Linked DNA regions of Homo sapiens: regions 2 and 3 are each linked to region 1. A link is a loop called in an ENCODE intact Hi-C map of the cell type or tissue named here. Cell type or tissue: MCF 10A. All regions are shown on one strand.

Region 1 (8,000 bases):
GAAGCAGCCATTAATCAATCTATTAGTGCATTCAGCAACATTTATCAAAGTGCCTCCCCAGAACTGTTTTGGATGCTGTTGTGGGCGCATGCAAAAATGAACTAAATATAGATTTTTGTCATCCAAGAATTTTAAGTCAATTTGTAATTATTGGTTCCTGGTTCCATAACTTTTTTTTTTTTTTTTTTTGGTGCTGGCTCAGATGTATACCTTCATCTATTCTAAGGTTAAGGCAATCCTTATAATTTTCTTCCTTTTTCTTGTTTGTTTGTTTTTTGTGTGTGTGTTTAAAATCTTGCTTATATTTGACTTTATTTTATTCTCACATCTTCTGAGTACATTAAAGTTAAAGGTAGATCATAAATCGAAAACATTCTTAAAGGTCTCTCTACTCAAATTATTTGGTGTTATTGTATCTCAGAAAGTATAATGAATTGCCTGTAGCAAATAAATAAAATCAGAACCTTTATACTCAATGGTTCGGTTTGGTACATATCCATGAAAATAATAAATGTTAAAAAGGATGCTAGCCGTTGATTCCTGGCATGCTATTCTACATTTGGCTACATTACAACGTTAAAAGGATTTAGTGCATATATCAAATTGTGGATCTGCTTGTTTTAAAATTTCATCTGTAATTCCACATGCAACCCCCACCCCCATACACACTCACAAGATCTGAATATGGTAACAAGGAAATCCTAGTAACTGTAGCGTTGGAAAAATGGTTCATATGGAAATAAGCCATTTGGCTAGTAAAGCTGGTGATTTTGTTCTCTAGGTGGCACTATTACTTCAATTTTTGGTGAGTTGCTTAAATTACTTGGAACTGCCCGTTTATTTTCTTTGAATTCCCATTTTATAAATTTTAATTTTATACAAGCTAGTTGTAATTAAACGACAGGTTGCCTTCTAGGTTTTATTTCAGTAAGTCAATTTGAAGTTCAGTGATTTTTTATCATATAATTTTATGTTTCCTTACTATACTGTCTTAGTTTTAAGAAATCCTCCCTTGCCTGACCTCCTCTCTCCAAAAATGCAGAGGCATGTCAAAAACACAGAGGGTCGTCATAAAGTTTCCGTCAGACCAAAGGAACCAAGATGAAAGCATGTTTAAGAGCTACTAGGTTCTGGGAGATTTCAAAATCAGGACATTACTACCATGACAACCAATGAAAAGTTCTTTCAAGTGAACCTTTGGGGAAAACTATATAACGTTCCTTACTCTCTAGGCTCTCTGGAAATAAACTTTTACTTTATTATGGCTGTCACTAAAGCTTGTAAATTTACTTTGCTTCCTTCCAATCGTTCTCCTGTCCCACACTCAGCCCCCTAACTCACTTAATGCAACCCATCCTCAAACATCAATCTATAAATGAGACATCAGGGCAATGAGCCACTTCTTAGCATCTAGTATATTTGATAAGATTTGTCTCATCAAGAGGATAAGTGCCCTAGAGCTTCTACTTGAACTTAAATACTTAATTTAAATGAAAGCTTCCACACTTATCTGACCAGATACTCAAATTTTTCTACAGAAAAGAGAATACCTTCCTGTTCCACTTAAAGAACACACACATTTACCACTCCCCCTCCTCTCCCCTGCAAAAGGTTTTCAATGTCAGTACATTAGTGAGCTCCATTTTGCATCTGCCATCAATAATGATTCCATATAGTCAATAATTGGGTTCATGACCTTTCTAAATCTTTACAGTGTAAATATTCTGGAAATCCAGTGAGGCACTTAAGTATAAAATTATTTAGGATTAAATAATTCTATGCCTTAAGTAGAAGTTTAAGAGGACGTTTAGGACACACATGACTAAGCCTACAAATACCAAAGCCACTCTATGTTTCCTAGGTTTAAATACCACATGCAAATAACATACGGATTTCATTTGCCAGCATCATTTATTGCCTAACATTACTCCATACTAAACAGAGTAAATGGATGCAGAGTGTAACCAGTAAGTTTGCTCATTCACTTTTGAAGCTCATCTGTGCATGTTATTCATCCTAATAAAGAAAATTTATCACAACACAACTTGATGCGATTCTTGTTCAAATGATTTCCTCTTCCATTGAACAACAGCCAGCACTTAAAACCTAGAATTCCACAGAATTCTCTCCTCGATTCCTCTTTAAAATGCAATTCACAGTTTGAGATCACAGAGCCTGCCAGTGGCTGAATGGCTGCACTAGATGGCTGAGAGTCCTTCAATTAAGCAACAATTTTGCAATTAGTGGAAACTGAGTGCTCTATAACAATTGTTTGAAAACAAGTTGAGACAAGTTAGCAATTACCCTATAAAAGGGACATATTCACTTTTGTTGGATAGGCGAGACCCCTCACACAAATTGAACTCTTCCACACAGGGAGATGCAAGTTGAAAATTAATGTTTTAATCACTAAAATCAAATCCATATTATGGGCACCTGAAATGGGAGTGCCTTTCTTCTCAAAAGATATTCAGAGTTTAGCTATCATCCACTCTCTATGCTGTCTGTTTTTATTCAGGAAGTCTGAAATTGTTCTTCTGTACTCCGGGATTAATTTCCTACATCTCAAAATGTTAATAAACTACTTGAACATGACCTTTCCATTCTGTAAATTTCCTTAAGAGTAAGTCTACGATTGAGACCCAAAGCTGCTGGCTGTGTTATATTTCACAGTTCACAGTTCTCTCTCTCTCTCTCTCCCCCTCTACACACACGCGCACGTGCACGCACACACACACACACACACACAGAGAGAGAGAGAGAGAGAGAGAGAGAGAGAGCACCCCAGGTTTTAGAAGATGAATGTAAAAAGAATGTAAACAAGTTCTCTGCTATACTATCAGGTGGGCGTGCCCAGCTCACTGTGCGTGCTGAACTACAAACCAGTGCTATTCATATAAGAAATGATATCAATCATCTACATTTTGACTATTGAAAAGCTGGGACTCTTAAAGATTCCAGGAAAAAGGGAATAGCTTACATTTTCATGGCGCCCCTTTTAAACAGGAAACCCACGGACTTTGAGCCAGGATTTTAGAAATTTGCATTTCTTTTTTTACAGGATTTTCCCTCCTGGTGAGTCAAAATGAACAAGAAATACCCCAGGACCTCCCTTCCCTCCTTGGCCATTAATGAGATGAAGGCAATTAACTCACATAGTATAAATGAATCATTTGAGGTGATGACTGCATTTTAGGCAAATGATGACTTTCTTGGTTCCATTGGTTTGCAAGTAAAAGTTACACACATTGAAAAGACACTGAAACAGATTTCCTAAATGCTTCATTTTCTGGATGCACCAATGTTGACCTACTATACATGTTAAATGGTTTTAAAATATCACCTTAAAATAAAGGAAACTTCCAGCTACTAACTCAGCTCTGAATGGGCTATGAAAGGCTCCAAAGGTATGTGAAAAATTACTGTTATTTTGCTTTAAAAAATGTGATGTCTAAGAGTGTCTGCAATGTTCTAATGCTTCAAAACATGTACGTAAGCCTTGTTTATCTGGAAATCATTTCTTTCTGCTTATATCATTTATAAATAGAAAATGTTCTGTAATAACTTAAAATAGTTCCACATACATAATGCTTTTAGTGTCATAATACTTACTACTGGTCTATATTTACCAACATTTATCACATTTTACAAAATGAAGTAGAAGAAAAAAAAGACAACGACTTTATGGCCCTGGAATTCCAGTAATGGTGACCAACATGTTTTAAATTCCAGTAAAGGTTATGGTTACATTTCAACAAGTGTCTCTTTCCTTTTTTTTACCTCTCCTGCTAACCCAGAGGTAAATTTCCCAAAAAAAAAAAAAAAAAAAAAAAAAAAAAAGTCTTAAGCAAGGCATTTGCAAAATCAGAAAACAGGAACAGGAGTTTAGTGATTGTTTTTAAAAGGTGCTGTTCCCAGGGTCAAAACTTTGTGGTGTAATTTCAACATGCTATGTTACCTATTATGTGTAATGCCTTGAAACGCTACATGCCATAACATCAGAAATCTCCAACCTAAAAATTATGTTGCATGAGATAAGCATTGAAGGCACACACGTTCATACAAATTAAATCTGTAATTATGCCTCAATAAGTTAAAATGTAAAGACATATCAAATTGTAAGACCAAAATGGCTTTTGACCTTACAACAAACTCATATAAAAATAGATTTTTCCATAATAATAAAGGGGAGAGAGAGATTTTGCAGGATATTGAGTCAGTAGGGAGGGGTCTCATTTAATATCATGTCGCCTTTTATATGCAGTTAGAAAATCAACGTTCCCAATTACATATTACTTTGCTTTAAAAGATTACTAGGAGGATTAATAAACACTCAGAAATATGCCTTTCTTTGCTTCTGGCCAAGAACATTCCTGCGTGCTTGTCGGAAAATGTTCTTTGGTTGCTACTGACATTAAGGAGTAAGTGCAGGATAACTAGAGGACCCTAAAATAAGATCCAAGAAGCCCTAACACACCGCCAATCGAGGCTTATCAAAGCTCCCCCAGCGCGAGGAAAACTTGCATAGAAGCCAAACAAGAACGAGGAGTCAAAATCCACCGACGACGAGTCGCACGCCCCACCGAGCTGGAGTCAGCAGCACCATTCAACAAGTCCCTCCTACCAGCTCTCTAAGGGATCCCGCAAAACCTTCCTTTACCACTTCCCCACCCCCAGCCTCCCGCCCCCAGTAGCTGCTCTTGGCAGCATGGCCGGCAGAGGGCACCCTCTACCTTCCCTAGCTTCGTTCTCTGGGTCCCCTCCTCCTCCTCGCCTCCCCTCCACCCCGGTCCCTCATCCCCGCTCTACCCCCAACACACAAACACTGCATCCTCCAGTTCACCCTCGCAGCCCCGAGGCTTCTTCCTTAGGGATGCCCCTAGTCTGTAATCTCCCCTTCTTCTTGCCCGTCAGGCACAGAGCCCCCAATCCTCAGCTATTTCTTTCCAGGAGTAACTCACTCACCCATTCCTCTTCCCGGCTCTGCATCCCCAGAGACTAACCCGAGTCAAGAATCCCCCACGTACATCCCAACCACTCCCCGAAAGTCAAAACTCTTAACTTCCCTGGAGGGCGCTTCAGAAGAGGGGCGCAGGATGGGTAGAGATGTGGGTTCGGCCTGCCCGAGAGTGTCGCAGACCCTTTCAGTTCCCAGCGGTAGGAATTCCGCCTCCCAAGTTTTCCAAGCTACATTGGCTTCGGACTTGTAAGTCCACTTCAGTCTCAATTCCTGGGGAGCAGGTAGCCGTGTGCAGCTCCGGGGAAGGGATGCGGGCTGAAGGCGCAAGCTTCCCTCCCACTCCCCCCGCAAGTCGGCGCGGGGACCACCCACCCCCTGGAAGGATTCCTAGCCTAGCCCCAGCACCCTCCCCTCAGTCAGGACCCTCGACAGCTCTGGCCCCCTAAGTCTCTCTCGACTACTCCTGGGCTGGGGGAGGGCTGCGAGGGATCCCCGGGTCGCCGTCTTTGCTCCCATCACGCAGCTCTGGGTCTCCTCCAGGCCTTCCCTCCTCTACTTCGTGACTTCCCCGGGTCCCTTTTTCCCTGGTGGTGCCGGCTGACCTTCTGGGTTGTGGGATGGGGGAGAAAACTCCCCAAGAGTAACTCCAAATCGTCCCTTCTACCGGAGGGGAGGAAAGAAGGAGACTGGCCTCGTCCCACAACTTTGGGGTGGGGGATCCCCCAGTCAACTCTCTCCCGCGGACGGGCAGCTCCTGCACCAAGCCCCATTCCCAGCGCTTGCCTACCTCGGGGTCCACACAAACCTCACGGGTCCCCGGCGGCGGAGTCACATCGTGGTTCCGATTCTGGCTCCAGCGCCCAGCCCCGGTCCCCGTCGCGGTGCTGCTCCCCGCCGGCCCCACAGCAGCGGTGGGTGTCTCATTAAAGCCCCCCGAGCAGGAGGTGGAGGGGCGCACCGGGCTGGCTCCTCTGTCCGGCCCGGGAGCCCGAGGCGCTACGGGGTGCGCGGGACAGCGAGCGGGCGGGTGCGCCCGGGCGCGGCGGCGGCAGCGTCGGGGACCCGGAGCTCCAGGCTGCGCCTTGCGCCCGGGTCAGACATTATTTAGCTCTTCGGTTGAGCTTCGATTGGTCAAACGGCGCCGCCCCCCCCCCCCCGCCCCCCGCCCCCCGCTCCCCGCTCGCCCGCGCTACCGATACCCGTTCGAGGCGGCCGCTTAAAGGGAACGCCGCGTCTTTTCCTCGCGCGGGGAACCGAGGGGCGCCCGGAACTCCCCGCTCCCCCGGGGCCTGTCCTCACCTCCTCCCCTAGGGCCCCGCGACATCGCCCTGCGAGTCCTGCGCCCTCCTGGGGCGCCTTGGACAGGACGCCCGCGGCTTCGAGGGGTGTTCCAGCCCCAGCCTCAGCCCCGGGGAACCCCGCGTCCCGCGCCCTCTGCAGAAACCCCGGCTGTGGGCGCTGGGGCGGGAGGGAGCGAGTGAGAATCGCACGCCCCGAGGTCTCGCTCCCCTAGCTTTCAACTCTCCCCTTCCTCCCCATCCCAGCACCCAAGTTCTCTGGGAGAGGGCGTGCGTTTCCCGGGCCACAGACACACCTTCCCGCACCTTCCTGCACTACGGAGCTTGCGAACGCGAGCACACAATGAAATCGCACAGAGCATGGGGGCTATTGGTTTACTCTGCTGCCTTAAACACGCCGGCTTAAACAGAGTTCGCGCACTGACCTCTCTAGAGTTTGCCTAATAGGAATTCAATCAAGATAATAACAGCATTTTTTATTGATGAACGCCCCCAGATAACGTTACACCAAGTTACTTGTTCCAGCCAGGAAGCCCAGGCAATGACAGACCTCGCTAAAGCCACACGCTTTCTAGCCGACCAAACAGAAAAACGGAAAGAGAAAGAAAGAAAACAAACCCACCTTTTCAGTCACTACTTGTCAAAGTAACCATCAAGGCAGCTGCTCCGGGAAAGACTTCGGCCCCAAAACTCCCACACTCTATTATTTTTTCACGTTCCCTTCGCTTAATTAAAGGGGGGAGGGGGCGCGAGTCTTTGGTGCCCGGTATGTACTCCTTCTGTTCTGCAGCAAAGAAGTTAAATTATTGATAGTGGAAATTGCATGGCGGAGGTAATACTCGCACCCCATCAGCGAGAAGCTCCATTTGATCTCGGCAGAGGCAGGGAGATTTCATGCTAGTTCGCCGGGGGGAGCGGCAGCGAGAGCAGCCCTCTCCGCGGTGAATGGGAAAGTGGGTGGGAGTCCACGAGAGGGCTCCACGGTGCCTTGACGTGCGCTGTCATATGATACCTCCGCTGCCTCGAAATAGACACTCTAGTGCACGAATTACCAGAATCAAAATTCAGCGCATTTAAAATGATACATCTTTTATTAGAAGAGTTCCGTTCCAGGGCATTGCATGCTTTTGCAGATGTTTTCACTTCCAGCCCCAGCAAACACACGTATAAGCTAACCCTTTTAATAACGAACCAGGGCAGCCAAGATAAATAAAAAGTCTTCTGCTTTAACCAGAGTGGGGGTAGGTGATTCGAGGGTGGGGGCAGAACTGGCTCAGTTAATCCTCCCCCGCCCTCCACCCCCACCACTGCCCGCAGCAAAAGAGCAAATAGCCTTTCGGGTTCTCATTTGCCTGTAGCCAAGACCCTTGAAGAGAACTTATATGGCTAGGGTCCAGAGGACATTTTCAATTATCCATTTGATGAACTCTGTCAACCGTCTACCTGTGTTTCTGCTTTAAAGCTGAATTTTCTTCTCATTAGTTCAACCAATTTGTGCAGACCTTAAAATTTAGAATAAAGAATAAGACAGCAGTACCGTACTTAACTTGGAGTCCCTGGACCTCCTCGGAGCATAAAAATCACCTGGGTGAGTGTTAAAATGAAGGTCCCTCCTCCTGAAATTGTGATTTAGTAGGGGTGGGGCAGGGCCCAGGAGTTATAATTTTAATAAATACCACAAGCAATTCGAATGCAGACAATCTGAAGTCACACTTTGAGAAACACTCTCTTGGGGGTACAAC
Region 2 (8,000 bases), 1.7 Mb after region 1:
TCTCTTCTATTCCCTAATTTCTTCTGTTATCTCTTTTCCTCCTTTTTAAACTAATCTCCTTGTATCCTCTTTAACTTTCTTTTCTTATCTTTTTCCTACACTTCCTCTCCACACTTATTTCTGGGAAGCTTATATACTCCTGCAATTTGAATATTGCTGTTATGTTGACAGTGATAAAATAGACATATCTATCACAAAACTCTCTCCTGGCTGCAGGCCCCCATTTCCTACTGTCAAAGATACAGCTCCGCTGTGCTCCAGGCTGGAATTCACTTTCCCAAATACCTTCCCTGTAACCTCACTACTTATTGCACCACGCTGTCCTATGAGCAGTGGTAAAAGTAAGCACGATGGATTCATATACATCGAGCTTCTGATCCTGGCTCAACCACTTGACTGCTGTGCAACTTCAAGAATAATTTCAAACCTATTTGAGATTTTTATCTTATGCAAAATAACTTGATAATCCTTACCTCATAATTTTGTCATGATGATTATGATGACACATAAAAAACTGAGTTATTCTATCCTTAGGGGTTCATTATAATGGATTAAACATAATCCCACATGCGGTGGGTTCCTTAGGATGCTTCTTTATCTCTTTAGGGATTCTAGGGGAATTTGGTACCTGATTTTCCTATTATATTTGGTTTTGAGATCCTACTTTCAGTGAATGAGAGCAAATAATAGACTTATTTTGGTAGTAAGTAAAAAATATGGCCACAATTTTTTTGCAGTAACTTTCATTAACAGATGGGCTTCATTTCCTTAGCCTTTGAATTTGGGGTGGCTCTGTGACTCTACTTTGACCAATAGAAGATGACACAGTGACACAGTGCGATTTCTGAGCCTAAAGCTCAAGAGGTCTTGCAGCTTCCACCACTGCTGTCTCAGAACACTGAAACTTACTAAAGGATAATTTTCTTTTCTGTGAAGAGAGATACCAAAAGTACTGTCCTCATTAAGATTTTTTTAAGGATTACATGAGATGGTACAGGTCAAAGGTTCAGCACAGAGTAAGTATTTGGTAAACGTAATCTATTTTCCTCTATAGTTTCCTCATTATTATAAAAAACAACATTATTTTAATTGTAAAACTCTCTCCAAGCCATAGTGAATTCCAGGTCACTCTTCATATTGTATATACTCTCCCCTCCTTGCCATTGTGCATTATTACCTCCTTCTATAATGTCTTTCTTCACCCTGAAACCAAATTTTATTCATTGTGTTCGTTCGTACCCATTCCCTAAGGACCAATTTATGAATTATCTTCATGCATTCTTCTTTTAGCCTTCCTTCCCCAAACTAAATCCATCTCTCCCTTTTTCCCAGCTGCACACCCACAACACCTTGTATGACTCTCCACTCTCATATTTACTACATCAGTGTAAATTCGTGTTCATTTTTGTGTGTCCAGGAAAGACTGATATTTTGGGGAGCAGGCATCATACAAATATTTCTTTATATTATCATTATTGTCATGATTATGGCCACAATTTATTCTGGGTTTCCATGAGACAGACCTTACATTAATCACATGTTTCTGATGCTTTGACATCTGATGCCATACTGGCCCCTAAGATACTGCCCCTCGCAAGGCTAGACGATTTCTAGAAATAGTGAACAACTCACCTGGGAGCGTGCCTTTCACATGCAAACCAACCAATCCAGAATCCAAACTGCAATCACCTCTTTATGCTGCTCTTACAAACTAGGCCACTCTTCTCCTGTCCTGATCACCTCAGGATCAGATACCAGAAAACTAGGGACAGGCGCTATGCCCTGGAGCGCCCCACAATTATTTAAAATGGACAATCCTAAGCCTGATCACCCTGCCTTGCCTGTTTCTTCCTGGGGAGACCAGAATAAAGACTCTTGCCAACATTTTCTCCTTGCTCCCTCTGCCTCCCAAATGACCCTGGTGCTTCCTCATGTGGCCCCAGTCGTGTGTCATACTGCTTCCTCTTGTGATCTGTGACTATAACAAGCTATCTTTTTAAAGGTAATCGTCTCCTGAACTGTTGTCCTTGCCATGCCCAAATAACAATAATACCTGTATTATTATTGTTATGATTTTGAGATGGAGTTTTCACTCTTGTTGCCCAGGCTGGAGTGCAATGACGCAATCTCGGCTCACTGCAACCTCCACCTCCCAGGTTCAAGCAATTCTCCTGCTTCAGCCTCCTGAGTAGCTGGGATTACAGGCATGCGCCACCACACCTGGCTAATTTTGTATTTTTTAGTAGAGACAGGGTTTCTCCATGTTGGTCAGGCTGGTCTCGAACTCCCGACCTCAAGTGATCCGCCAGCCTTGGCCTCCCAAAGTGCTGGGATTACAGGCGTGAGCCACTGCACCCAGCCAATAACACCTATATTTTAAAAGAGACTCTTTAATTCATTTTTAAAATCACTTAAATTTTCTTACTGTGAGCACACGTGGTTGACTTTTTATAGAGATAAGAAAACTATACATAGGGAGGTTAACTTGTTCAAGGTCACAAGACTGTTAGGCAATGCCTATAATTCAAATCCTGGATATTATTGTCTCCAGATTCTGAGTTCTTTGCTGCTATTTGGTACAGCCTGTAAGACTTCCTCAGTCACAGCTGTCCCCTTCCACAGGGTTGACTAAGACAGGGGACCCCCAACCCCTGGGCAATGAACTAGCACTGGTCCTAGCTTTTTAGGAACCCAGTGGCACAGCAAGAGATGAGCATGAGTGAAGCTTCATCTTTATTTACAGCTACTCCCCATGGCTGCATTACCACCTGAGCTCTGCCTCATGTCACATAAATGGTGGCATTAGATTCTCATAGGAGCATGATCCCTATTGTGTACTGTGCATGTGAGGTTGCCCAATCCTTACGAAAATCTAATGCCTGATGATCCGTCAGTCTCCCATCACCCCCAAATGGGAACTTCTAGTTGCAGGAAAACAAGCTCAGGGCTACCGCTGATTCAAGATTATGGTGAATTGTTTCATTATTGCATTATATCTTACAATGCAATAATAATAGAAATAAAGTGCATAATAAATGTAACACGCTTGAATCATCCCTAAACCATCCCTCTATCTCCCCGCCCCTGGTGCATGGAAAAATTGTCTCCCACAAAACCTGTCCCTGGTACCAGAAAAGGTTGGGGACTGCTGGACTAAGACATATTTAGCAAAGTATGTTGCCTGGTGCTAAACATTGATTCAAGGTGTCGATTAATATATCTTAATTTCATACTTCTATTTTCTCAGTGCATCCTCTAATAATAACAAAATCGACTTCCTTTTAGTTATTGAGAGTTGGGAAAACATATGGGAATGTTTTTAAAGACCAGTTATGAAAGATATTTCTAAATGGCTGCAAAAATAAGTAAATTGTGAAATAAAGTTTGAAACAAATATTAATCCATTTGGATAAAGCTAGTTTTAGATCAGTGTAGAAATTATTAAAATAGATTTAAGCAACTCTTGAGTAGCTATGAGATCTGGGGCTATTCACTTTCTTTCTTTCTCTGGGTCTTTCTTTTCTCATCTGTAAAATGAGCTAGGGTTGGATAAAGTAACTGTACCATCGAGTCCCACCGACAGTCCAGATTGTTTCCCAGTTTTTCTCTTTTTAATTTTGGATGGTACCACTAGGTGGCAGCAGGAATTTAATAATACTTATCTTTTCCTTAGTTCTCTGGTTTCCAAAAAGATATTTTGCTTGAGTAGGAATCATTTTGGAGAATACTACTACCATACCACCACCACATTAAACACAACTAAAAAACAAAGCTAAAGCACACAGTAACGAAAACAAACCACTTCAAACTCACCTCAGCATATCACTATCTTATGAAATACATTATCACAAGGTCTAAATTTTTATTATTTATTACATATCTTAATTCTATGAACTCTAAACATGTGTATACAACTACCAGCTCAATATTTCAACTTGGATGTCTAATAAGTACCTTACACCTAAACACAGCCAAACAAAACTCAATTTCTCTCTCACAACCCTTACACCTTCAAAGCTTTTGCCATCTCAGAAAATGAAAATATTATTTCCCACGTTTCTTAATCCAAATATCTAGTAGACATAAATTGATTGCTTCTTTCCCTCCTATTCTACAACCCACCCGTCACAAATGCTTTGACTTTACCTTCCAAACCCATTGCTAAAATTTCCATTTATGTCTGTCTTCACTGCTACCATCGCTTTCTCTTGCTGGAATGAACTCAAAACCCACTAATTGGACTTCCTATTTCTCTTTTTGCGCCTCTACAATCTATGTTCTGCATTTTAACTAGAGTGATTGTTTCAAATATAATATAAATAATACCAATACGGCCGGGTGCGGTGGCTCACTCCTGTAATCCCAGCACTTTGGGAGGCCGAGGCGGGCGGATCACGAGGTCAGGAGATCAAGACCATCCTGGCTAACACGGTGAAACCCCGTCTTTACTAAAAAAAAATACAAAGAATTAGCCAGGCGAGGTGGCGGGTGCCTGTAGTCCCAGCTACTCTGGAGGCTGAGGCAAGAGAATGGCGTGAACCCCGCGGGGCGGAGCCTGCAGTGAGCCGAGATTGTGCCACTGCACTCCAGCCTGGGCGACAGAGAGATTCTGTCTCAAAAAAAAAAAAAAAAAAAAAAAAATACCAATACTACTCTGTGGTTTAAAACTCTCCGCTATAGCGTGCATATTTGTTCCCTCAAAATCTCATGTTGCAATTTGATCCTAGTGTTGGATGTGGGGTCTAATCAGAGGTTTTTGGGACATGGGAGTGGATCCCCCCTCATGAACAGATGGGTTGGAAGGAGTGAATGAGTTCTAGCTCTATTACTTCCAGTGAGAGCTTGTTAAAAAGAGCCTAGTACCTCCCACTTCTCTGTCTTATTTCCTCTCTTGTCATGTGGTCTCTCCGAACTGGCTCTCCTTCACCTTCTTTCATGAATGGAAGCAGCCTGACACCCTCACCAGATCTTCCGTTCTCCAGCCAGCAGAATCATGGGCCAATAAGCCTCTTTATTTCAGTTTGGTGCAAAATTAATCGCAGTTTTTGCCATTACTTTCAATGATAAAAACAGCAATTACTTTTGCACCAACCTAATACATTACCTAGCCTCAGTTATTCCTTTATAACAACACTAAATGGACTAAGACACCCTCCAAAATATTCTCATTGCCCTTAAAAAAATTCCAACTCTATGCCATGATCTATGCATGTTTTCATAATCCCGTGGCTTTCTACCCTTACAGTTTACACATTCACTCCTCTGCTCCAGCAACACTGAGCATCTCCCAACCTACAAACACACACACACACACCCCAATCCCTCCTGCTTTAAGTTGGTTCTTCCCTCTGTCTGGAAGGCTCCAATACTACCAATGCCTGGCCTCTTTTCATCCTTCAAGTCTCAGCTTATGGAAGTCCTACCTGCCTAGACCATCTGTGGTGCCAATGGACACTTTCTTTACATTAGCCTAATTTGTTTCCATTTCAGCAATTACCACTCTTTGAATTATCTTGTCTGTTTGTTTGTTTACTTGCTTATTATCTTTCCTCACTAAAATGTGTTACTTAGGCCAGAAATAGATCATGTATTCACCACAGTGCATATATTTCAAATGAAGTATGGATATAATTGGATTTTTCATGAAAGGTTAAAAGGGTACACCAACATCACAGGGAGAAACAGGATTTCCCTATGGATCTTTGGTCTTCATTGAATCCAGCCATTTAAAAGCACTTATTTTTCCGTGAAAATCCTCATATTACAAGCATTTTTGGTCTTAATGTTTTTTTCTCTCTCAGTAACCATTTAACAACAAAATAATGTTATTTATAGCCTCTTAGCAATGACAACAAGTAACATTTGAGTCCTTACTCTGTGCTAAGCCCAGGGCTAAATACTTTATATTTCCAGTATACTAATTATTAAAACTTCTCTGTGATTGGAGTTCATACTGACATTTTCTAAAATATTACAGTCAATGCAGCAAATGAGAGTAAGGGCTACTGCCAAAATCTCCCAGGTCTGAAGCTAGTATATACTGGAGCCAGGACCTCATCTCTAGCAGTACTGGTCCAGAGACTGTCCATTCATTCAACTGCCTTTTTGCCTTGGTTTGTTGTGGCTGCTAAACAAATTACCACAAATGTAGTGGCTTAAAACAATGCTTATTTATTCTCTTACAGTTGCAGAAGTCAGAAGTCTGAAGTCATTTTTACTAGGTTAAAGTTAAGGTGTAGTTAGAGCTAATTTATTCTGGATTCTAGGCAGGAAGAATTTGTTTTCTTGACTTTTCAACTTCTAGTGGCTGCCTGTATTTCTTGGCAGTGACTCCAAAGTGCAGCAGTCCAGTCTCTCCTTCAGTCATTACATCACCTTCTCCTCTGCCTCTGACTCCTCCTGCCTCCTTTTTATAAGGATCCTTGTGATTACAGTGAGCTAAACCAGATAATCCGGAGTATTTTCCCACATCTCAAGATTCTTAATCACACACACATTCAAAGTCCTCTTTGCTGTATCAAGTAACCTTCCCAAGTTCCAGGGATTGGGTTGCAGATATATTTGGGGGACCATTTATTAAGCCTCATCACACAACCCCATTGCTAGCCAGAGATAGGGAGGAGATACTGGGGTGTCATATGCATGACCTAAGTGACTTGCCTCCACACACCAGTCTCTCTACAAGTAATTTAACCTACTGCTTCAGCAAAATTACAGAATGCAGAACATCATGGACCTTTGACTTCACTCACAAATAATTGATGCTGAAAATGCTTGTGGTATACTATATATTGATAATAAACATGCCTGCAAAGTGTTAAACACAAATGTTGAAAACTAAGTTCTAATTCATTCCCTTTCTACCTCTTAAGAATCACTCTGACATGCTACAGATAATTATTATTTGAAAAGGGAGAATACTTTTTATAAGGTTCAAAAACCTTTGCTTATTACAGATATGACCTAAATGAATTAACTTAAAAAAAATTAATGCTGGGCTTTATTAAACCAGCTCCTCAATGCCAGTTGTTAAAAAATGATACTGGCAAGCAGTGAAATACCTTGTAAAGTGCCCAGTAGCATCTATAAATAAATTTACAATTCACTTAGGATGGAAACAGTAAAGAGGAAGACTAGAATATATCAATAGGGCTGTAAAATGATGCTTTTGCTTCCATTTACTTCTGACCTCTCAATTACAAAGGCTCCTCAAAAGAGGGTAGAGCGTCACCCCCACATTGCTGCTCTCAGCATATCTGGCAACACAGACCTTCCATTGAAACTTTCATTTCATTACATCCCTGGAGGCAGAAGAACTTTCCAAGTCCAAAGTGGTTCTTTAAGAGGAATAGTTTAAGCACAGGATCATCTGCAATCAAGGTCAAATTGTCTCCATGGTACACTTTTTAAAAAAGCCACTATAACTGAGAGTTTCGATTTATTTCTCTTTTGCAACGAGATGAGAATATATGATACTACTAGGAGAAATTGTAATTTTGCTATAAAGAAGCGTTTTTCAAATTGTTTCTGACAAAACATGAGATCATTTTGTAAGAAAAAAGTTTGAAATATTGTTGACAAATGTTTATTCTATGGTTCTCTTACAGGAATTTGAAATACCAGAGTAGCTTAACAAAGACTCTGAGAAGTCCTGCAATAAGGAAGTATCATTAACTTTGTTGAACATTTTTTACCATTGACTCCATGATATAGTTTGAATATTTGTCCCCACTCAAATCCCATGTTGAATTGTAATCCCCCATTTTGGGAGTGGGGCCTGGTGGGAGGTGTTTGGGTCATGGGGGCAGACACCTCATGGCTTGGCACTGTACTTGCAACAGTGAGTGAGTTCTCATGAGATCTGGTTAACTGTTTGGCACCTCCTCCCTCCTCACTCCTACAAGAGATGTGAAGGAGTGCCATGTGATGTGCAAGCTCCTACTTCGCCTTCTACCATGAGTAAAAGCTCCCCGAGGCCTCCACAGAAAATGAGCAGATGC
Region 3 (8,000 bases), 1.0 Mb after region 1:
CCAAATATGTAAAGCAAATACAGGCATACCTTGTTTTATTGCATTTTGCTTTATTGCACCTCACAGATACTGTTTTATTTATTTATTTATTTTTTACAGATTGAAGGTTTGTTGTAACACTGTGTCGAGCAAGTCTATTGGCACCATTTTTTTCAACAGCATGTGTTCACTTTTGGCACAGAGGTGTCAGCATTTTCAGCATTTTTTTTAGCAATAAAGCATTTTTTAATTAAAGTATGTACATTTTTTAGACATAAGGCTATTGCACACATAGTAGACTACAGTATAGTATAAACCTAACTTTTATATGTACTGGGAAATAAAAAAGTTTTTGTGTGACTTGCTTTATTGCGATATTTTCTTTATTGCGATGGTCTGGAACCAAACCCACAATATCTCTAAGGTATGCCTGTAAGTTAAAGGGAAGTTGGAAGAAAATTTCACCATAGGAAGTGAAAACAAATTTCAGTTTACAGGCCCATAATCTTTGCCCCAAGGAAGGTTTTTAGAGAGGCTAAAAAACAACCTTGTCTTTTGCTGGAGGGGTAGTCCACTACCCAGTTAGCAATACAAGCTAGTGAGGATTCTCACCTTATCAGTGGCACTTAGAATCATATTTAGGAGAAAATGAAGGGCTCATGAAACTCTTTAATCTGTTTGCATCTGGTGATGTGAAACTTCAGGTTCATGTCAATGAAAACAATCAAAATAAAAGAGGGGAGTCATTTCAATTCTAGCAGATCCTAGAGTGACGGGGAAACTGGGATTATATTGTTTAGGGATGCCTAATAAAAACAATTGTGCTTTATTTCGTAGGACACACCAGCTATTAGAGGCATTTTTCAGAGCTGAGGTTTATTATTATTGTTGTTATTGGGTGACTGGCTATTACTTGAGCTCTCACTGTATTTCAGGCTCTGTGCTAACTTTACATGGGTTTTCTCAGTTAGTTCTCAATAAACCTTACTATTAGGTTGGTGCAAAAGTAATTGTGGGTTTGCAATTGTTTTAATGGCAAAAACCACAATTACCTTTACACCAACCTAATATCATTAGCTCTCTCTTAACACATGAGAACGTCTTTGCTCATAGATGTTAATGACTTGCCCAAGTTCACACTTTAACATGAAGCACTTCATTCTCCTGTTTGGTTCTGGCCTAGTTTATTTTGGATAATCCTGTTTTCATGATTAGATCTATTGTACATTGAGGACTTTTCAATTGGTAGATCAAGTCCTACTGGTGAATTCTAAAGCTTTGCCAGACAAATGTTCAAAATATTTGCCAATGATCTTGTGCAAAGACCACGATAAGAATCTTTGCCTAGATTCCTGGCTGGGAAGAAAATACAGAGGGTGCTGTCTCCTCAGATTTTTCTCTAGTCATGAATCTAGACCTTCATCAATCATTCTTGGAGCCCTTAATATGTGCTAGATTAAGTCGAGGAGGGGAGACAGATTGGCAAACTGGCAAGTGTTGTGAAGTATTGAAGGCATAAAGAGAGGAAAGTAAAGCAAGGAAAAGGAAATAGACAATTCCCCCAGGGAGAGGGCAATGCAGAGGAACACAAGAGCTTCCTCTATCAGATGGGTATAGATTCAAGGTCATCTTTATTCCACCCTCCTTCTCTAGTGATGCTCCTCACATATGGCAAAGTTTTCTATCTTGGCTGGATATGGTCACCTCAGTCTTCTACATAATAGAATATGATCATCTACTTTTCAAGATCACCAGAGTCTTCTGAGAAGCCATCCAGCTGCTCAAGAGATGCAATGACATCTGCTTAAAATACTGAGTATTAATTCCTATTATATTAATAATATACAATCTTACCAATATGGTTGAGAATTGTTGGTTGATAGAATTTGCATGGTTATACACTTAGACTAAGGAATTAACAGGGTAATTTTAAAAGTTGTGAAGTACCTACTGTATGCCACACCACAGGTTACAATACTGATGATACAGAGATTTGTGGGACAAAATCCCTGACATCAAGCTGGTCACAGTTAACCAGGGAGACAACATATCCAGATAACTGTAATAACCTATTTTAGGTAAAATAATAGAGGTTTGTTTAGAGTTCTGTGGTTATTTCTGCCTCGATAAAATCAAGGAATTCTTCCAGAAAAAGTGACATTTAGACTAGCTCTTGAAACATGAATAGGAATTTCCAAGGTTTTCTGGAGAGAGCCCTGGGAGTCTGTTGGGGGAGGCAGCATTAGATACTGGTACAAGAGCAAAACCAGAGGGGAGGAAGGTTTGTGACAGTGTGGGAAGAAAGAGGAATGTGGTTAGGATGTAGAGTGCACAGGCAAGTGGTAGGAGATAAAACAGAAAGGGCAGGTTGGGGATTTATTTTGAACAACTTCAAATTCCCTTTCACCTCTGATCCTTTCCCACAACTCCCTAAATCTTTAATGACCAAGATGTTTCTGCTTTCATAATTTCAGGAAACCAAATGAAGGCAATTTATCACAGCAAATCCACAATTGACAGCCCTTCCTAAAATTATTTTTTTTTAGTATCTCTGTCCTTTTCTTTTAGTAGCACTTTACTGGAATAGCTGACACCCTAACCATGGAACATCTCAGCAGAACTGACTTTACAGAAGGTCCTCAACAACACCAGGAAGGAAGTGTTCTACCTTTGTGGAGATCTAGAATTTTGAACATTAATAATTTTAAAAATACGTAACCATTGTTTTCTTAATATTTGATGTGGTTTTCCTTCTTCAAGGAGAGCTAAGATCCTGCTAGCCTTGAACTTTTCAGCCTTGACTATTTGTTAAGTTCGGAGAGTGGAAAGAAAAATCATTGCAGGCTTTTTTTATAGAATGGAAATTTTTTTAAAATTCATCTTGATGTAGCCGAGAAAGGAGCTGAATGAAGTCCCATAAATTTTTTTTTAAAAGAAATTCACCTTAGAGTTCAGAGGAAGTGTGGATATCTTTAGTTTGAGAAGGACTTATTTTTAAGGAGACTATGGGAAAACTTGGAAAATAGGCTTGGGGTGAATAATCTCTTTTACTTGATGTTATTCCCAAAAGGATTTCTTCCTCCCACTCTTCCCTGACCCCATCACCTTTCTCTCTCTTTCTCTCTCTGTCATCTGTAACTCTGTATCTCTTCATTTTTCCCTTTCTCTCTCTTTCTACATCGCTCCCCCTCCCATTACCACATAGGCACACACACACTTGTCTACAAACCTATAGAGCCATAGTTCAGTGAAACCTCACTTAAATAGGTGTATTCCAGAAAAGTGAGTTTTCTAGATTACAGGAAGTTCCACTTGTCACTCAGTAACTTTTATACAAAGTTTAACTGCTGTTAGTGAAAATGTTCCTAAAATGCTGGGCACACTTTTCTACCTTCTTAAATAAAGTGTGATAAATATAATTTAAACGTTATAATTTTGCCACTAAAAAGTTATTACTTTGAGACCCATCCCTAAACTCTAAGTTTTTATTTTCTTATTTTTTTTCCATCTCACTCTCTGCAATAAAATAGCTACAGTGTTCTGGGTACCCCAAATTTCTACCCAGTCCTTCATTCAAGACCGAATTCCCTAAATTCCCAGCCTCAACTGCTATTTGCTGCCCCCTGCTGGCATCTGGTGACAGTACCTCTCTACTTGAACTGGGGGAGGGGAGGTGTGCCCTCCTTAACCCTTTGTTGTATGCATTAATCCCTCACATTCAAATTTTGTTTTAGTTCTCGCTACAGAAAGAGAAATGTATTCTAGAAAGTATACATTAAATAATGTCACATTAATTCCCAGCAAAATCTCAAAGTGGATTATTAAAGATGTGGTTTGTGTGCACTGAAAAAAACCTAATGATCTTGTGTGGAGCAATAGGTCTCTATATACACATGAAATATATTAACACCAATAACCTGATCTTCTTTTAAATGAGAATTACTAACCTGTGTTAGTGAAATGCTACAGTTGTTGATTACATTGGTTTTGCATGAATTCAGATTGTTGATGGCTTTGTGATCCCTTTCCTTTTCTTCGTAGCTTTTTCCTCGCCGCACCATCACTTCCTCCATGATGAAACTGAACTCTTGGCCAGAGCATTGTATAGGAGTATAAATACACAGTGAACAAACCTGAGCCCCTAGAGGGCAAAGATGGCACTTCACTTTTAAATTTTTGTGTCTCTCTAACATGTATATCAGTGTGTGGTATATTTGTGTCAAAATATATTGAGACTTAGTAACTAGGAGGATGATGTTGGATAAGATCCTTATATCTCTGGCCTTCATTATAATTAATTAACTGATTTATTTTTGAGAAGAAGTGTCACTCTGTCGTCCAGGCTAGAGCAGAGTGGTGCAGTCTTTACTCACGGCAACCTCTGTTTCCTGGGTTCAAGCGATTCTCATGCCTCAGCCTCCCAAGTAGCTGGGATTACAGGTGTGCACCACCACGCCTGGATATTTTTTTGTGTTTTTAGTAGAGATGGGGTTTCACCATGTTGGCCAGGCTGGTCTCGAACTCCTGGCCTCAAGTGATCCACCCGCCTCAGCCTCCCAAAGTGCTGGGATTACAGGCTTAAGCCACCTCGCCCAGCCTCTGATCTTCATTTTTATCACCTATATAATGATCTAGAGGAAGCATATCTCCAAGGACCTAAGACACTTTAAAAATCGCTGTACACAGGTATAACCTTCTCAGATATTACCGAGTAGAGCAGAACTAGTTGTACCAATTCTAAAAGCCCTCTGTTTTGAGTGATGATTTTAGAGTGATTTTTACTGATGCTTATATCCCTGTTTAGTAGTTTTACTACTTCTGTCTCCTGTTGATAAGCTGTTAGCTCTCCATTCTCACTTCTTCAGTACTAATCACCCCTCTCCCACCTCTTATTTGCTGATGCTAAACCTCTGCATCTTGGAAACCAATATTCTTATTTATGTTACATAATACTAAACAAAAATGTTTGAAATTCTGACACCCTGTAGCCCTTTGTGGTAACGTTAGGTTTGTTTCACTTCATCCTGTGGCAGACAGCATGTGGCCTTTGTGAGAACTATTCCCTCAGCCCTGTCCCCATGAAGTTCTGCTCTGTGGCTATATTTCAGACAGATGATGTCGCCAAAAATCTGATCTTTAAATGAGTTAGGGGCATTGTTACATAATCGCTGGTAGACCACCTGTGTATTTCTATTCAGAGCATAATCTGCCTCCATATGTTGGCTGATATGTGAATAGATCAGTGTGTAAATCAGAGCACAAATATTTAGTGAGAATTTTCCCTCACTTTGTGTAAGCTTCTGATCATGGAGATTCAAAGAAGTGAAAGGCAGAATCCCTAGTCTCAGGAAGATGTGACACAGATAATATCACTGTTACATAAAAAAAATAAACATTAGAAGCCACAGAACAGTTGTGTTTAGCAGTCAAGTGCAGAGCTCAGAGATTCAGTACCTTGCCTTCAGAGGCTAAATAGGCTACAGTGAATTTCTTTGGTCAAAAAGCTTCTAGGGCAGTCTACTGGGTATGAAGGTTCTGACAGAGCTCTGTGACATTTTGTTAACTGAGGTAAGCTGACTGTTTTTTCAGACAGGTTTTAGCTGCCATCTTGTGTCCCATCCCTTCTTCTCTGAGAATGGCTGATCCATTACTCCTCCTTCTTTATTGCTCCAGGAAGCTTCTATCTTTCCATGCTGTAGCTTGGTGCTTGCCCCAACTACCCTGTAGATTGTGGGCCTGTTTAGAAGTTAAAGGTGCATTTCTTCCAATCAGCTAAAAATAGACTCCTTCATGTACATTGCTCCTCCAAGAAATACGACCTGGTGATTTTATGACCATTCAGGTTCAGCTTCCAAAATATAGATACGGAGTGAGAGGAAGAACATGGACTCAGTGATAGATGAACCTGGCTCTGAATTGTGCTCCCCCATTTCTTGATTGTTATACTCTTGCCAAGCTCCTGAGATTCTCTAAGCCTTAGTTTCTTCAGCTGTAAATACAGGATAACAAGGAGCTATGCTTCAGAGGAATAAATTTGGCAGAAATAATTATGATAGTCTAGAGGGGAATGAGAAAGTGCTGGTTGAGAGACCAGTTGAGAAATTGATCTCAGTGTACAAAAAAGTGATAAAGTGGTCTGACCAAGAGGTAGTTTTTTAAAATATAAACTGGCCTAAAAAATCCAGGGTAGATGATTGTTGTCAATTAAAAAAAACACACACACATGATCTAGGTGCTCTTGTTGAAGGTATTGGTGGGCAAGACTGCAAAGATATGATTCTGAAACTTAATGAGGTCAGGGACTTTATGCATCTTGTTATTCTAGTGCCTTCCATGGTGTGTGCTTCCTTATAGATAGTCATTTTATAAATGTATTTGATGAATGAAAATCATCACATTTTAGTCTTGCCACATCCTAGCTCAGTGACACCTGAGGCTGTGGCATTTGACTGGTATCCAGTGCTAATTATGCCCAAAGTAGAATCCAATATGGCTTGAAGGGCTTTATTTTATGGCATTTTTGCAAGGCTAAACTTGTGAGTCAGACAATTCTGTGTTAGTATCCTCGATTTCTTATAAACTGTACTGAATAAGTTGTTTTATTGTCCTAAGCCTCAGTTTCATCTTCTATAAAGTGAGGATAATATCATCAACCTAAATGGTGTAAAGAGTACCAACAACATATGTACAATTGTTAGCATATTACGCAGCACATAATAATATATAAACAGTAACATTTAGCTATCTGTTATCTTTATTGTTGTTGTCAGTGCAATTATATCCAATCCTCCCTAGCCATTCAGCAATGGTCAGTCTTTGCTTACAAGCTAGACCATATGAAAGAATCCAGTTCAGTGCAAAGCTCACAGTGGGTCAGTCACACACCTGGATCTTGAGAACCAGACTTAGTAAAGCCTACATCTGAATGGGGGAGTGGCACAGTAAAGCACTACCCTTTGTTGCTTCCCTTTTACCCTCTTATCAGGACAACTAGGCAGTGACTGAATGAAAGACTTGCCTTTCCTATTAGTGCAGAGTTAATGCTGCTGGAACACAGCTCCTCCATCCACATTCCATCCATGATTCTCTGGCAAGAGTCATTGGCATTCAGGGTACAATGTACATGCTTGCCTCCTTCACCTATATTCCAACTGCATTATTCCATAGGAATGCTATGGAAGGGACTTGGCTGTAATCATGTTTCATTTGTAGAGTGGTTATTCCAATAGATTTTAGATGAAGTAAGTTTTAAGGACTAATCTGGAAACTGTCATTACCCCCCTGCCCCAACTCCAGTCCCCTTAAATATTTCATCACTGCTCTCCAAAGCCCCATCTCACACATCATGATTTTTATGGGGACACTAAGTTCCCCAACCAACCTACAAATGGTTTCTGGAATGCAGATGGTTGGGACGTTTTCATCATTATTGTGATTGTTACGAAAGGAGTAGTAGTACAGAGATGTGATCGAGGGCTCCTGGCTCTGTGTTGGTCTCTGCCATTCACTTGCTTTCTGTCCTTGGAGCAGTCATATCTTCCTCTGGGACTCAGTTTGCTCATCTGTAAAAAGAGGGTTTTTTACTACATGCTCACTGAAGCCTCTTCCAGCTCTAAAGGCCTCTGATTCAGCAAAACTCTTATTAATGAAGCTATTACAAAAGGCTTGTGTTGGATTGATTATGGTGGCCACTGCTTTCCTGGGCTGTCACAGTCCTCACTTCTTCCTTTTCCCCTCACGTCCCTGTGGTATGTTGGCATAGGATGAGTCACTGCCGGCTATGGCATACATCCAGAAATGGAATGCCATCCTCCTTCCTGGCACAGGGAGGGAGAAGTGTGACTTTTTATATCCCCTCCTATTGATTAATGACATCTACTTCATAAGAATTATGATTACTCTGGTCTCATCAAGCCACTTCTAAGAATACAAATTCTATGCATTTACTGCAACCTCAGGACAAGATTGACCTCGGAAAGGCTTTGGGAACACTTTAGAAAACATCTCTTCCTCCCACTGAA

Evidence for each region. Hi-C counts contacts between places; a loop is a spot of excess contacts. Peaks named below come from ENCODE experiments on the same cell type or tissue, not always from the same donor. Only the 100,000 strongest peaks of a DNase experiment are listed, where the experiment ranks them.
Region 2: it touches region 1 in a loop (4-fold over the local background); 2 of 110 quality-filtered maps call a loop at or near these places.
Region 3: it touches region 1 in a loop (16-fold over the local background); 60 of 110 quality-filtered maps call a loop at or near these places.

Annotation. Positions count from the first base shown.
Region 1 is chr11:27,694,417-27,702,416 of GRCh38, forward strand. BDNF (brain derived neurotrophic factor) reads right to left here and starts at 6,039. Exons shown (of 2, transcript NM_001709.5): 1 at 5,748-6,039. It overlaps BDNF-AS (BDNF antisense RNA), which reads left to right. Exons shown (of 7, transcript NR_033315.1): 7 at 3,062-3,755. In MCF 10A, CTCF peaks have their summits at 821 (motif pointing right) and 4,713 (motif pointing right); DNase peaks (open chromatin) are centred at 4,715 and 5,175.
Region 2 is chr11:29,429,285-29,437,284 of GRCh38, forward strand. The region is part of intron 2 of LINC02755 (long intergenic non-protein coding RNA 2755); the gene reads right to left. Among named protein-coding and RNA genes, the nearest start is that of LINC02755, 160 kb to the right of the region's middle. In MCF 10A, a CTCF peak has its summit at 3,635 (motif pointing right); no DNase peak of the experiment used is centred here.
Region 3 is chr11:28,694,513-28,702,512 of GRCh38, forward strand. No RefSeq gene overlaps it. Among named protein-coding and RNA genes, the nearest start is that of LINC02758, 160 kb to the left of the region's middle. In MCF 10A, a CTCF peak has its summit at 3,613 (motif pointing left); DNase peaks (open chromatin) are centred at 3,599 and 7,759.